Regions from separate parts of the Homo sapiens genome. Here region 1 is linked to region 2. The links are chromatin contacts, found by Hi-C or POLR2A ChIA-PET in ENCODE. All regions are on one chromosome and are shown on one strand. Each heading gives the region's core, a stretch centred on a gene start or an enhancer-like site at or near the end of the contact. The rest is flanking DNA. Distances are from core to core; before and after follow the strand shown. Region 1 holds the start of MAPK14 (mitogen-activated protein kinase 14). Region 2 holds the start of LEMD2 (LEM domain nuclear envelope protein 2).

What was found. A loop is a pair of places that touch in the nucleus more often than their neighbours do. ChIA-PET counts read pairs that join two places held with the same protein, here RNA polymerase II (POLR2A). Pooled maps may share reads with other maps.
Region 1: a loop to region 2 is called in a map of B cell, with 18 times the contacts of the local background. The contact joins the promoter of MAPK14 here to the promoter of LEMD2 in region 2. A Hi-C loop is called at or near these places in 1 of 168 maps with a recorded cell type or tissue (B cell) and 5 of 50 pooled maps. POLR2A ChIA-PET finds 5 or more read pairs at or near these places in 1 of 52 experiments (A673).

The regions. Positions count from the first base shown.
Region 1 is chr6:36,023,311-36,030,282 of GRCh38, forward strand. MAPK14 (mitogen-activated protein kinase 14) reads left to right here and starts at 4,498. Exons shown (of 12, transcript NM_139012.3): 1 at 4,498-4,963. The coding sequence starts at 4,848. SLC26A8 (solute carrier family 26 member 8) reads right to left here and starts at 1,331. Exons shown (of 20, transcript NM_052961.4): 1 at 1,194-1,331. RefSeq lists enhancers at 776-1,277, 1,278-1,777, 4,109-4,548 and silencers at 4,739-4,838, 6,202-6,496.
Region 2 is chr6:33,783,707-33,790,809 of GRCh38, forward strand. LEMD2 (LEM domain nuclear envelope protein 2) reads right to left here and starts at 5,424. Exons shown (of 9, transcript NM_181336.4): 1 at 4,675-5,424; 2 at 3,028-3,068; 3 at 646-721. The coding sequence starts at 5,410. It overlaps LOC105375024 (a long non-coding RNA gene), which reads left to right and starts at 5,672. Exons shown (of 3, transcript XR_926707.3): 1 at 5,672-7,103. RefSeq lists enhancers at 4,388-4,937, 5,550-5,639, 6,850-7,103 and silencers at 4,590-5,039, 5,080-5,459.

The sequences.
Region 1 (6,972 bases), core at 3,248-5,747, 2.2 Mb after region 2:
GGCCAAGGCGGTTGGATCAGCTGAGGTCAGGAGTTCAAGACCAGCCTGGCCAACATGGTGAAACCCCGTCTCTAATAAAAATACAAAAATTAGCCGAGCATGATGGCGTGCCTGTAGTCCTGGCTACTCAGGAGGGTGAGGCAGGAGAATCGCTTGAACCTAGGAGGCAGAGGTTGCAGTGAACCGAGATCAAACCACTGCATTCCAGCCTGGGCGACAGAGCAAGACTCTGTCTCAAAAAAAAAAAAAAAAAAAAAAGTCAAGAATAAAAAGTTTAAATACAATCCAATTTTTTAGCTATTGACCCAAATAATATGAAATCTTGAAAGCTAGTTTAGTTGCAGGAATATCTTCCCCCTGATATTGTTAACTTTCTTATGTTTTCTATAATCACGGAAAGGCAAAATTTACTTCCGAATTTTCAAAATAAGCATTTGTAATTCCATCAGAAACAACCCTACACCTGTTACTACCTAGGTTTTTATGGAGAATGTATTGGGAATACAGAAAAGGTATAAGCAAAGAGCCTGGCCTTTAGATCCTTTAGTCACTCTGGCTAGTGGCTAGGGATGACTAGTAAGATGACAGTCCTTAAGCGGATGACCATTGGACACATAAACATAGGACAACCACCTTCCATGCAATGTGGATAGAGTAACATGGTGTGTTGGAGAGATGCTCATTATTGGGGTGGGGGTGCTGGAGAAGGCTTCACGGGGCCCCTGACACATCAACGGCATTTGACATGAAAAGAAAGGGGCAAGGAGGTGGGGGTGGGGATTCAGTCACAGGGAACAAAATTAACAAAAGCAGTGGGGTCTGAAAGGAAGAGGAACGGCCGGGCAGTCAGGCCTCAGGAGGAAATGGATGGGGTAGGCGGTGGGGTGCAGGTAGCACGTCAGTTCTGGGGCTTTTGACAATATAGACAGGAGAATTTGAAAGGATGCAGCTTGCAAAACGCACACACTGTTGTCTCTTGTCATTGCCATCCACACGGCCTTTGAAAGTAGAGACAATACCTCAGAGATAAGCTCCCAGGGACGACCATCATTCATTCATTCCACAGATACTGACTGAGTGCCCACGGCGTGCCTGGCTCTGCGGCATACCTGGGTACCTGCCGGTGACGGACGCAGCCCCCGCCCTGGGACCTGCAGCCCCCGGCGCCCAGGCGTCTCCCAGCAGCGGCTCACCTGGCTCCTTGGCGGGGGCGGGAGTGCGGGCGCTGGGATCCCACACGGCTCTCGCCTGGCTGGCGGCGCTGCGGACGCGGATACCGGCGGCGGTTCCCGAGCCGTTGTGGCCTAGCCCGCGGGCGTTCCGGGCGGGCTGAGGAGATGAGAGTGGGGGAGGGGACGAGGAAGAGGAGCATGAGCAGCTGGGCTAGGGAGCCAGGAAAGTGGTACCTGGGTCGCCCTCCTCATACCTGAGTCGTGGGATCCCCTTGGTATTTGGTAAACCTGTATACCAAGGCTCCTTCTCTCTCCGAGGTTTTGCTATTCTTGATCGAGGGCCTATTTGGTGCCAGGCCTCGTGTCCTGAACATACAGCAGTGCACATGTGTCACATGTGTACTGCACAGACGGTAATTCACTAACGTCTCCGGAAGACTTAAGCCTTCCTCAGGTCAGAAGAGGTAAAAAGAAATGGAGGCTAGGAGGGTCACCCAGGTCTCCAACCATAGGCTGTCTGCCCCACAAACCCGGCTCTCCCCACTGAATGACACCCTCCTGCCCAGATCTGCTCTGGATGCAGACATGCCATCTGCACTCACTCCCTTTACCCTCCTCCCACCCTATCCCTGTCCCTAGCACTGTCTCTCACTCCACCTTGTATTCCTGCTTGGCCCAGTTACAGTTTTACACTTGTTTGTTTGATGACTGTGTTAATGTCTACCTTATAATGCACTTTATGTATTCCTTTTTGTAAATCATCTTACCCCTATGAGGGCAAGGACTTTTATCCCTTTCATTAACTGTTTTATTATCAGTGCCTACAGCAGTGTGGTGGACATAGGAAGTATTCAATTAATTTTTGTTGAATGATTGCCCTCCCATTGATTGTAAGCTCCACACCGGCAGCAACTGTAGTTTTTAATCACTTTTAAACTGCAAGTGTTTGACACCTAGTAGGCATTTAATACACATTGGTTGAATGAGTGTATGAATATACTGCTTACTTTATCTTTACCCTTTCATTCACCCTCACCTCATCATCCCAATTTGTAGGATAAAAATGTGCATTTCTGAGGATTCCTACTTCCAAGCTTCCTCCTCACCCTTTGTAACCATTCCCTCATTCCCTTGATCCCCCCAACCCCATCCCTCATGTCTTCACAATCATGTTTTTGCTCTTACTTCCCCTTCACCCTCCATTACTTCTTAGAAAGCTTCCTATCCTCCCTAGTTTGGAACATTCTCAAGCAACATGTTTTTGTAGATAAGAGAATTCCAGCCTAAGCTACATTGGATCCAAAACAGCTTTCCATGAATCACCCATGACTATCTGTTTTTTGGTTTTATATTGCTTTCCTTGAAGAGGACTGAGGATACTGTACCACTTGAAATCATGGTCACTGTTCATAATTTTTTCAACAAATATTTATGACACATGTTTTATGTTCTAGACATTGTGCTAGATGTTGGGACAAGATATGCAAAGTCTGAGCCCTCCAAGGTGTGTATGACACAAAATAGAATAATCACGGGAAATGTTGAGAAATGTCCTGGCTTGGATCTAGTTATTTCTAATACAAGAAACTAAGAGAATGAGACAGGATCTGATTCTTCTGCTCATTGTAACAAGCTTTAGCATAGGCATAGGTTGATAATGGATGTAGGCATGGGGTTAGAATGCCTTGCCCATTCACATTTATCTTGTTTGGTTTTTACAAATGACTCTGTTAGTCGGGAATGCAGGGCAGGAATTCTCTCGTAGAAGCTGGAACTGAGGTTCAGGAAAGGTCAGTTGACTTGCCTAAATTCGATGAGACTCCTGCCCTATTCTCCTTACTCGAAGAGGCCTGAGTTAAATGCTTAAAATCCTCTTCACTGATGGCTCTTCAGGATAGGAGTCAGTTTCAAATCTTCAGTGTAACGGTTTTTTAAATGCTTCTCAAAGGGAGATATCAGAGACTTTCCTGAATCAGAATCACCTAAGATGTATTATAAAAATGCATGCTCTTGATCAAGACCTCCTCTGACCTACCCAATTAGACTCCCTGTGAGTTCTGGGAACTTGCATCTTAAACTCCCAGGGTGATTTTTCTGCATGTAAGTTTAACTGGGAGAGTTTTAATGTAAAGCTTCGGTTTGTTTTTGTTTTTGTTTTTGTTTTTGAGACGGAGTCTCCCTCTGACGCCAGGCTGGAGTGCAGTGGCGCGATTTTAGCTCACTGCAACCTCCGCCTCCTGGATTCATGCAATTCTCCTGCCTCAGCCTCCCGAGAAGCTGGGACTACAGGGTCGTGCCACCACGCCCAGCTAATTTTTGTATTTTTTTTAGTAGAGACGAGGTTTCACCATGTTGGCCAGGATGGTCTCTATCGCTTGACCTCGTGATCCACCCGCCTCGGCCTCCCAAAGTGCTGGGATAACAGGTGTGAGCCACTGAGCCCAGCCCCTGGAAAGCCTCAGCTTTGATGCAGGGTTAACATTTGCCTTTGGGACATATTTCGTCAGCATCTCAAAGAGTAACCCATATGTCCTTGAGCAGATGGGAATGCAACAGCCTTCTGGCCGGAACCTGTCTCTTTCTTTCTTTCTTTCTTTTGAGACGGAGTTTCGCTCTTGTTGCCCAGGCTGGAGTGTAATGGCACGATCTCGGCTCACCGCAACTCCGCCTCCCGGGTTCAAGCGATTCTCCTGCCTCAGCCTCCCGAATAGCTAAGACTCCAGGTGCGCGCCACTACGCCCGGTTAATTTTGCATTTTTAGTAGAGACGGGGTTTCTCCATGTTGGTCAGGCTGGTCTCGAACTCCCGACCTCAGGTGATCCGCCCGCCTCGGCCTCCCAAAGTGCTGGGATTACAGGCGTGAGCCACCACGCCCGGCCACTTGTCTCTTTTTTATGCAAGTGTTTTTTGGAATTTGGGGGTTCAGGTGAGCAGGTGCTCTGCTGCTGGTAACTACTCGCAGTTAAAGATCTTTTGACTCTTTCCCCGACACGCTATTTGTCAGTGTCGTTTTCCACCACAGAGCCAGGTATTTGCCCCGCCGGCCACGGTGAGGCGCGCGAGGCGTGTGCTGCCAGCTTCTCTCTTCCTTCCCCGGTCCGCCTTCGCGCCCTTAAGGAGACAGTCCCTGGGAGTTTCTGCCTTTGGTCTCCAGTTATTGTTCTCTTCTCGCGAGAACTGCTCCTCCCATCCTCTTCTCTCACGAAGCCCCGCCCGCGGAGAGGTTCCATATTGGGTAAAATCTCGGCTCTCGGAGAGTCCCGGGAGCTGTTCTCGCGAGAGTACTGCGGGAGGCTCCCGTTTGCTGGCTCTTGGAACCGCGACCACTGGAGCCTTAGCGGGCGCAGCAGCTGGAACGGGAGTACTGCGACGCAGCCCGGAGTCGGCCTTGTAGGGGCGAAGGTGCAGGGAGATCGCGGCGGGCGCAGTCTTGAGCGCCGGAGCGCGTCCCTGCCCTTAGCGGGGCTTGCCCCAGTCGCAGGGGCACATCCAGCCGCTGCGGCTGACAGCAGCCGCGCGCGCGGGAGTCTGCGGGGTCGCGGCAGCCGCACCTGCGCGGGCGACCAGCGCAAGGTCCCCGCCCGGCTGGGCGGGCAGCAAGGGCCGGGGAGAGGGTGCGGGTGCAGGCGGGGGCCCCACAGGGCCACCTTCTTGCCCGGCGGCTGCCGCTGGAAAATGTCTCAGGAGAGGCCCACGTTCTACCGGCAGGAGCTGAACAAGACAATCTGGGAGGTGCCCGAGCGTTACCAGAACCTGTCTCCAGTGGGCTCTGGCGCCTATGGCTCTGTGTGGTGAGTGTCGCTGGGCCTGGGGCCGCTGTGGGCAGGGTGGCCCCTCGCGCCCGAGGGCCAGGCCTGCTCCACTGCTCAGCGTTGCGTCAAGTGGCAGGAATTTTCCTCGGGGGAGGGCATTGCTGCCCCTTCGAGCTCTGCCCGTTCTGCACCTCCAGCACCCCTCGCCCTGCACTCACGCAGGTATGCGGTCCACCGTGTGCAGCACTCAGGTCCGCTGCGAGAGGTAGGTGGTGGTGCTGGAGCTCGGTTCTGGCTAGCACCCTGCGCCTTCCCCTCTCGGAGGGTTGCTGCTCGGCAACAGGCACCGGGGGAAGGGCCGCTTCCTTGGGGGTCTCCCTGCCTACCTGGAGCAGAAGGACCCTCTCCCGTGATGCGCCCACGCTGGGGCTCCGGACCCTGGGTCCTCTGAGCAGACAAGCTCGGGGAACTGCCGGGAGAAGCAGAAGGGCACAGCCCAACCCGAAGACTGCGGTCATCTGAACAAAACTGACCAGGAAGGGAGCTCTCTCCGGGCCTTTTTTTTTTTTTTTTTTTTTCAAAACTCTGTCGAAATCCCATCTTGAAAAGCGTTCTTTTTGAATTCGCACTTGAATTAACAGCGATCCATAGAGCTTAAAATACCGACTTTATCTCGGTGAGCACTGTGCCAGCTTGAGTGGTGTGTTTCCGATTCGGTTGAAAGCGTATTTCCTTTCCGTGGAGGGGCGGCGGTGGTAGTGCCTGCAAGAACACTGCAGCTTGAGAAACTGGCAGGCTCACTGATTAGTCACATACCACTGCTCATTTAAGTATTGTTCGACAAAACAATTTTCTCATTTGGAGCAAGAAAGATTCAGATCTGTAAGGCGCCCTCAAGATCAAAAAGTTATTAACAGTGCTGGGAGGTATTGTAAATATTTTTTGAGATAATTCCTGCGAATACTGTGTTTTAAAAGTCCCTTAGAGAGCTTGCAGGGAGTTATCTAGTTATCTGCATTTATGGCCTGAGGTACACGATGGTTTTCGTAAGGATATGGAACCACATAGAAAAGGAAGGGAAGAGATACTTTTTAGCTTTAATTTACACCGTGAGTGTGTTTTAAATTAAGTCGATAGCATATAATTTCCAGACCTGAAATATTTCACTAACTGCTCTCTTAACTTCCAAGGTTTTATACCCTGTATTTTAGATTTTCTATAATTTGAAAGCTACGGATCTTAAACTAAGTATCAGATTTAACTGTTAGCTTTTTCTGTGTTTTAGTAATTCGTATTGTATGCGTCATTTGAAAACGGGCCTGTAAAATCGTTTTTTTGTTTTGGAACAAATTCCAGGCTTTTGGATGTGTTAATCTTTAAATATGATTTCTGTGTTTCCCAAAGTCACATCATGAATTTCCTGTTTGGTAGAATCTTCTGGGTAATTGAGATTGTGCAATTGTGTCCAGCAACAGATCATATTGCATTTTCTAGTTCAAGTTGCTTAAGTTATGTTGCAGATAGCACCGTGCTTGACATCTTTCTCCCATTTTTACAGCATGGCAGTTTACATTTTAAAGGAATTTGCAGCATTTTACATTCAGAGAGTGTGTGTGTGTAGTTGGTTTGCAGCATTTTACATTCAGTATATACATATTATATAGGTATATACATTCAGTATATACATATTATATAGGTATATACATTCAGTATATACATATTATATATATCTAGTTGATTTGCTAATTTTCAAAGACGTATTTGGATCATTGCTCTTTTAATATTTTATAGCTCATTAATATACTTCCATTTTTTCATTCTTGAATTGACATACATTTCTGTAGTATCACGTTTTCGTTTTCAATGCTATTTAAATTTTAATGGAGTGATACAGCAGAATAACTCAACTATAGAGGGTTTGGGTGAACTCCAATTGAATTGCTTGCAAGGGTTCGCTACTATTGGTGACTAGCTCTGCACTGGAACAGGAGATTCAGATTTACAGTGAAGTACCATTAAAATTAACTCCACAGTTCTTTAGTGGTATA
Region 2 (7,103 bases), core at 4,174-6,673:
CATTTTCAGGGGCATTTCACAGAGGTGCTGAGAATGCCCTCCTTTAGAGGACAGCACTTGACTCTCATTTGTAGAGAACAGACAGACCCAAGAGCCCTTGGTCAGACAGGGAGATGAAGACCCTGAGAGGATCAGGGACTTTGTCCGAGGTCCCACAGCCACATGGTGATCAGGACCAGATGTGACACCAGGGCCCACTACACAGACTATCTGCTACTTGCACAGGCAAGAGGCCTCTCCCGGGCCCAGCCAACCACCTGGTTCAGAGGGTCCCTCTAGGGTGAAGGACACAGATCCTGACAACACCTGGGGCTTGGCCCCTTCCCATGCCAACAGAGACCCCCAAAGCATTAGGTAGTGGGCATCCCCAAGAAGGAAGAACAGCTGCAGGAAGGCCTGTTCACATGCCAGGACCTCCCTTAAAGAGGAGCAAGAATCAAATATGTTTTGTTCAAACACAAGGCTTATAAAAGATGTGCCTGAGTGAGGAGGCGAGAAGGTGAGACTCGGCTTCTGAATATGCCTTCTGAGAGACAACCAGGGAGTGTCTCGCTGGCCAGCAGCAGTGTAACTAAGCCTGATGAACCGGGTCAGCCGCCCATAGCTCTCACAAGAGGAATCTCAGGACTTACGTGACTTACTCACCAGCTTGGATGGCCAGGAAATTGTAGAGTTCATGCAGCAGCTCCAGCAAGGCTGCCTTCTGCTTGGCCTGACAGAACTGGAAAGGCACGGGACAAGTGGTCAGCAAGGAGGGGTGGGTGGGAGGGGTCCGTCTGTCCATCTTTACTTCTCCAGCCACACTGTCAAATACTAAACAGCAAGGAATATCTCATACTTTTACAAAATAGAAAAAAATTCTGCCAAGTGCTGGGCCTAGGGAGAGAGTTGATAAATATTGGGTTAACTGCCTGAGAAAGACCCTGGAGAAGCAGAGGCAAAGCTGAAAGCAGACACTGTAACCAAGGGGCTGCATCCCAGAGGCTCCTGGCTCCTGCCTTTCCCTTGGAATGACGGCCATTAAGAGGGCTGAGCAGAGGCGACGTGGTCGGGGGATGATGCAGTCGCTCAGCTTCCTCAGAGGAAGAGCAACTGCTGTCGGAGTTTGCAGAGATGGGAGAGCTGGAAGAGCTAGGAGAGCTTGCAGACAGGGCAGAATGTCAGCAGCTGCCATCTCGTCTCCCGTTAGGTGGAATCTCAGAGCCCTCATCTGAGTAAGGATTGTGGTAGGATTCAGTGCGAACTCACACAAACCACTCAGCAGAGGCTGCTACCACCTAAAGGAAACAGGAGGACAGACGGTACCAGACAACGAGACGGCCTGATTAAGACAACACACCCACTCCCAGCCTGTCCCCACGTTTTCAGCAGCACAAAGGCAGAAAGAAAAACACAAAGTGTCACCGTCTTCAACGACCGAAAAGGGAAAGAACATGAATCTGAAATTCAAATGCCCGTCTGTGATCTCGGTAAGCCTGGAGCCATGCAAAGAATAAGACTTTCAGCAAGAGCCTCACCAAAGCCAAGAAACACGTCCCCACCTGCTTGTTCCTGTGTCCACCCTCCAGAAAGGCCAAGGGTGCCCCATGAAATCTTAGCTCCACAAAGCCTGCATTGAGATGGCCCAGCCCCTGCTTTCTGATGCTCTGATGAAGGTCTGAATGGTTACAAATAGGGATATCTGCGTCTGAAGCCCTCGCTGGCAGGTGCTGAATGCCGTCTGCCCACGGAGCGCATCTGTAGCTAGGACCTGGAGGGTACCTGTCTGGGCTCACTCAAGTGGAGCCTGAGTGTGTCCAGATCAGAGAAGGCCAGGGAACAAATGTGCCATTCACTTGTGGGTCTGATTCATTTAGAGATGTGAAGGACCAAGAAATAGAAACCATGGAACTTTTTTCTAATTAAAAGACAAAACTAACAGCACTGAGAAGTCTTACAGAAAGTTATTTTTTCCTGTTTTTGTTTTAAGTCTTCAAATTCCAGTTTCCCCTCTGGCTGCCTGTGTTTCTGGGCCACTTCCTCTCATCATCAACTACAGTTTTTATGATAGAAGGCAGATTAAACTTACTATGAATCTGTTTTTACAAAACAATTGGGAAGCAAAGATATTTGGTGGATGAATCCAATAAATGGATGTAATAAAACACCCCCAACTATGACACACCCGAAGCCAAAGAGAAATAAAAGCCGTTATCTGCACCAGGATGCCCCCTCATTTACATGAGTAAGACAGTCAATGCAGGGCTGGCCAGAGGACCATGCGTCATTTTCTTTCCCAGCCCCTGGGCTACTAGAGATGTTAACTAAGGACTTGGGAGGCCAGGCATTGCACACTTAATTAGACTACTAAGTCATGCCCTCTGGCAGCACAAGACTCCTCCTGGTACAATTTAAGACCTGAAAATTTACTGCCCCATATCTTCTCCAGACTGTCACCAGAAGCAGCATCCCAGCTCCTTGATAATGCTGCTTTCATGATTCATAAATGGATGGGGCTGCTCGCCATATTAGAGCTTCATAAAACAAATCTAAATGTAGACTAAGAGGGCTAATTCCACTTAAGATGTGTTCCAAACAAACTCCCTATGTTTCAAATCAGAACAGCATTTTCAGAGCCACAGCTGCACCACTGGAGACAGAGAATGTGGAATTGAGAACTTGGCCTCCTGATGCTTAGAAACGCCGGCCCTTCCTCCCAGTGCCAGGGAGCTTGAGGGTCCTTCAACAACAACCTACTGCATCCCCCTAGATTGACTCAGGCAGATCAAAGTCCCCGATGCTACATTTGATGGGAAAGTGTCCATAACAAGCCCAGGGTTGGATTTTGGGAGGTCAATTCTATTTCAAGTATTCCTTCACTGCCACAATTGAGCCTGACAAGAACATCACAGAACACAATGTGACTCTGGTACATTACAGGAAGCACTCCCTGAAAATGATCCTATTCTTTTTCTGGGGAAGTTTACCTCCTGATGGAGGCTAATATCCTCAGGAAGAATAATAAAAACCAGAGAAACTCAAACTCACCTCATCTGTTTTTCTCTCACAGTCCACTGGCAATAACTTCACTGAGACCAAGAAAAGAAACACAGAGGAAATTAAGTGTGGGTTGAGAAAGGAATACAAAAAGAGACTACTCACAACATTTGGAGGGAGTAAAGCATTACCAAGCCAAGGGTGGGGATTAGAAAGATGTCATCTAAGGAAGGCACTTTTAAAATGCAGACAGCAAAATGTAAGGGTATCCAAATCCTGGATTAGGAATTACGATAGCTGGGTCCTTGTCCCAGCTGAAAATGATTAGCTCAAGTTTCTTGGGCAACTCAACCACTCTGAACCTCTGTCTCCTCGTCTGTAAAACGGGATCAAATGGGCCTTCCCTGCTTAACTCAGGGAGTTAGGCCCAAACAAAACAAAATATAGGAGTTTTGTAAACAATGATATGTTAAACAGAGATTAACACCGTAATGGGAGGGGAAGTCCAGGTAAATACCAGCATACATTCTAGCGCTGTTGTCTTAAAGCATCTCAGCAGTGAGTACCAGTGTGATACTGTTTGACATCACCAGTGTAGTTATAGTACCATGACACTCCCAGGTCTCCTTAATTTCTCTAGCAGGTCGACAAACTATTCACATAGTTGATAAATGCTCTCATAGTGGGGAAATCATTTGGGTGTTTGCACACGAGTCTGTTAATACCCTTGCCCACAGACTTGTACACTCCCAAACATCCATCTGCCACACCAGCTAAGACATACTTTAGCTTTTTCCTGTATTTTGGCAGTTCCTGCTAGGCATGAAAGGATGTGGCCTTGGCTGGAAGCTGGGAACAGTATTAGTCACATTCGTGCTTTGTAAAGAGTATTAAAAGTTGGTGAACTACAGTGGCCCTTTATACCTAAATGTATAATGAAATGATCTCTATGTTTCCTTTCAGAAAACACACAATCCTCAGCTATTCCGGATACATACTGTATCCTGCAGACCTCTCATTGGCATATCTAACCATGTAACTTAAATGTGGCCAGAAGGATGGCTGTGAGCATCCTTGAGTCGTAGTCTCTCTCTTAACACACTCCATGAGGGTGCTACAAGCAATGATAAGGGCCTCCAGTTGCGATCAGTTTAACCTGTCTGGCAAGCAAGGCTGGTAGATTCTCCTGTTGACAAAGCGGCGGCCCTGTGATTCAAAGAAGTGGAGAGTGGACTTTTTGGTGCTACAAAGGTGGGACCCCCAACCAGATCCTATCTGTGGGCCACTGAAATCTGGAGTGCCTTCAAACAGGCACTAAATGTGTAAGCCAGAGGTCAAAAGGGAAGAACCCAAACGGATGGGGTGAATCTGTTAGAGGGGGGTGTGGCTTCCTCTCCAGGGAGAAAACCAGAGGTTGGAGGAGCAGTGACTACAGCTTGTGATTGAAAGGGAGACGTTAGAAGGGAGGGCTGGGGCAGAAAAGGAGAACAGGAGAAAGTGAAGGCAGAAATTATTGCAGATGCAGGAGCCTTGGCCCTCTCTTCCCACAGCTGGAAGAAGGCAGGCCTGGAAATGAGAAGACAGTCAGAGGCAGCTGACAAGGCCGGAAGTGCGCGGCCTGGCGCCGACAGGAACGGGGGGTCCTCCGGCGGACACACGCGCGCCCAGGGCCCTCCCCTGCGCCGGCCCAGGACGTACTGTTGTCCTCCGCCTCCTGCGGCGCTGAGGGCTTGCCCATCTTCACCCAAAGGATGCCCAGGAAGACGAGCAGTAGCCCTAGGCTGGCCCAGAGCAGAAGCCGAGAGAGCCAGCGCTCCAGCCGGCGCCCCACCTCAGGCCGGGCCCTCGCCGCGCCAGCAGGGCCCGCTCGAGTCGCCCGCAGGCCCGGGCGCGGGTCGGGACCGAGGAGGGAGGAAGGCAGCCGCGCCGGGGCGGGAGACGCTGCCCACCAGCGGCGGGCCGCGAGACCCGGGCCCTGCGTGGCCCTGTCGGGCGTCCGGGCGTCCTCGTCCTCCTCGGAGCTGCCCCGGACCGAGGCGCGGCGCCTGAGTTGCGCCGGGCGGGCAGGATAGGCGAGGCCGCGGCTCCCTACCCAGGAAGCCGCGGAGGGCCGGATATCACCGTAGGCCCCAGGGGTCGCGTAGGCCGAGCCCGAGGCCGGCTGGGAGAGCCAGGGCTCCGCCCGCGGAGAGGCCGCGGCGGGCCGGGCGCGCAGCGGCGCATCCTCGCGTAACCGGGCCTCTTCCCGTAACCGCTCCTCGCCCCGCGGCCGGGCCTCCTCCCGCAGCCGCTCCTCGTCGCGCAGCCGGGCCTCGCCCCGCAGGCGGCGCAGCTTGTTGCGGTAGACATCCCGGGTGGTGTCGGTGATGGGTCCTGGCTGGAAGCCCAGGGCCTGCAGCTCCCGCCGCAGTTCCAGGTCCGACAGGCCGGCCATGGCCAGGACGCCGCCCCCCGCCCGCCCCTGGCGCGCACCGCACCCGGAACTGCTCCCTCCCGCAGGCGCGGCGGAGCGGGCGGGGCCACGCGCCATGATGGGAAGGTCGGTCGCCATGTTGGGAAGGTCTGCACTTGGCCTTTGGTCGGCCATGATGAGGCGGTCTGACGTGGCTCTTAGAGCCGCCATGGTGGGAAGGTCCAAGGGGGATTAAATTTTTTGTTTTGTTTTGTTTTGTTTTGTTTTTCTCTCTCTCTCCGCTCTCCCACTTCCCTTTGTTTGTTAGATCAAGCGGTATTAATCTCTGAGTCCTCCAACCCTAGCTCTGCCTCTGGCAGGTGGTAAGCGTTCAGTAAAGTCAGCGTTGATTTAATAGATGAATTGCTTAATGGTGAACGAAGCCACTGCCACGAATGGAGAGACAGGATGATTTGCCTCTCTGGGCTTGGGGACTGATGTGTGATCCGGTTTTATTTGGGTCTTAGAGTACACTCCAGGCATGCTCCAAGACCCTGTCCCGACTTCGGGCTTGTTAACTGGGCGACACTGAGCACCAAGTAGGTGCGATCCCTGCCTTAGGACAGACACTGGCCCCCAAGGAGCGCCAGCCTGGAGGAGACGCAGCATCCATGGTGGAGGCAGAGGAGCAAAATGCCCTTGGGTTCGAATGGGCAGTTGAGGCTTCTCTGCGGAGGGCCTGTGTCTGCGTAATGGGATTTTTACAAGGAGACATGGGAGAGAGAAGACTCCAGAGATACACGGTCTTGCAGCCTCACTGGTGGTTTAGGTTGTGGGCTTTGGAGCCAGACAGTTCGATTTCAAATCCCTACTCACAACTATTAGATGTGTGATCATATTCAATTAACATTGTTAGCCTATTTGCCAGTAAACCTCAATAGAGTTGCTGTGAGGATTAGAAGAGGTAGTTTGGCTAAGGTGCTTGGGACAGTGCCTGGCACACGTTCATGCGTGTTTATACTTAACCCACATCTTTGCAGTGTCAGTGCTGTGTAGAGCCTCCCACAGGGCAGGTGATTTGGTTACATGAAGGCTCTTAGCAGGAAACCCCTAAGGGAAGCAAGGGAATGTGGCAACTGGAAATAGAACCAGTTTATAATCTTCCTTCCACATCCCTCAACTCCCATTCCCAAACATTTATTGCCGGCCCAATGGGTTCCATCCATTTCTACCCCTGCCATTCCATTCTCCCCTTCCCCCAGGCCCCTCCTCCCTGGAACTGCCCCGTATCTGTCCCAACAGCCCCCTTGCCCATTCCCCACTTTATTCCCTCCCCTCCCTGACACCCTGGGCAATGCTATGCTCCTCTGTCTGGGTTTTGCATTCCTGCCACTTGCTCCACCTCAGGGGTATTCAACACTGGCCACAATTGCTGGGAAAATGACAGCCTCGGCTTGGTCAGCTTCCACTGTTAGCCTCCCCATCTCCCCTGACTTAGCTGCTCCCATGTGGTGTGATTTCTCTCACCAAGTGTTGTTTTCCTTTTCCCTGCATGTGTTTGCACAGAATGCCATGAATTTGATATAGTGATTGCCTAACACATATACCACATAATAGTATTTTATTTCTTTCTGAAGCACTGTTTGCATGACAAATGAGTTGGTAACATTTGTGCAACTCCTTGCAGCTGTGCGGTTCAATATATAAAGAATGAGCCTTTCGGCATCAGTACTGG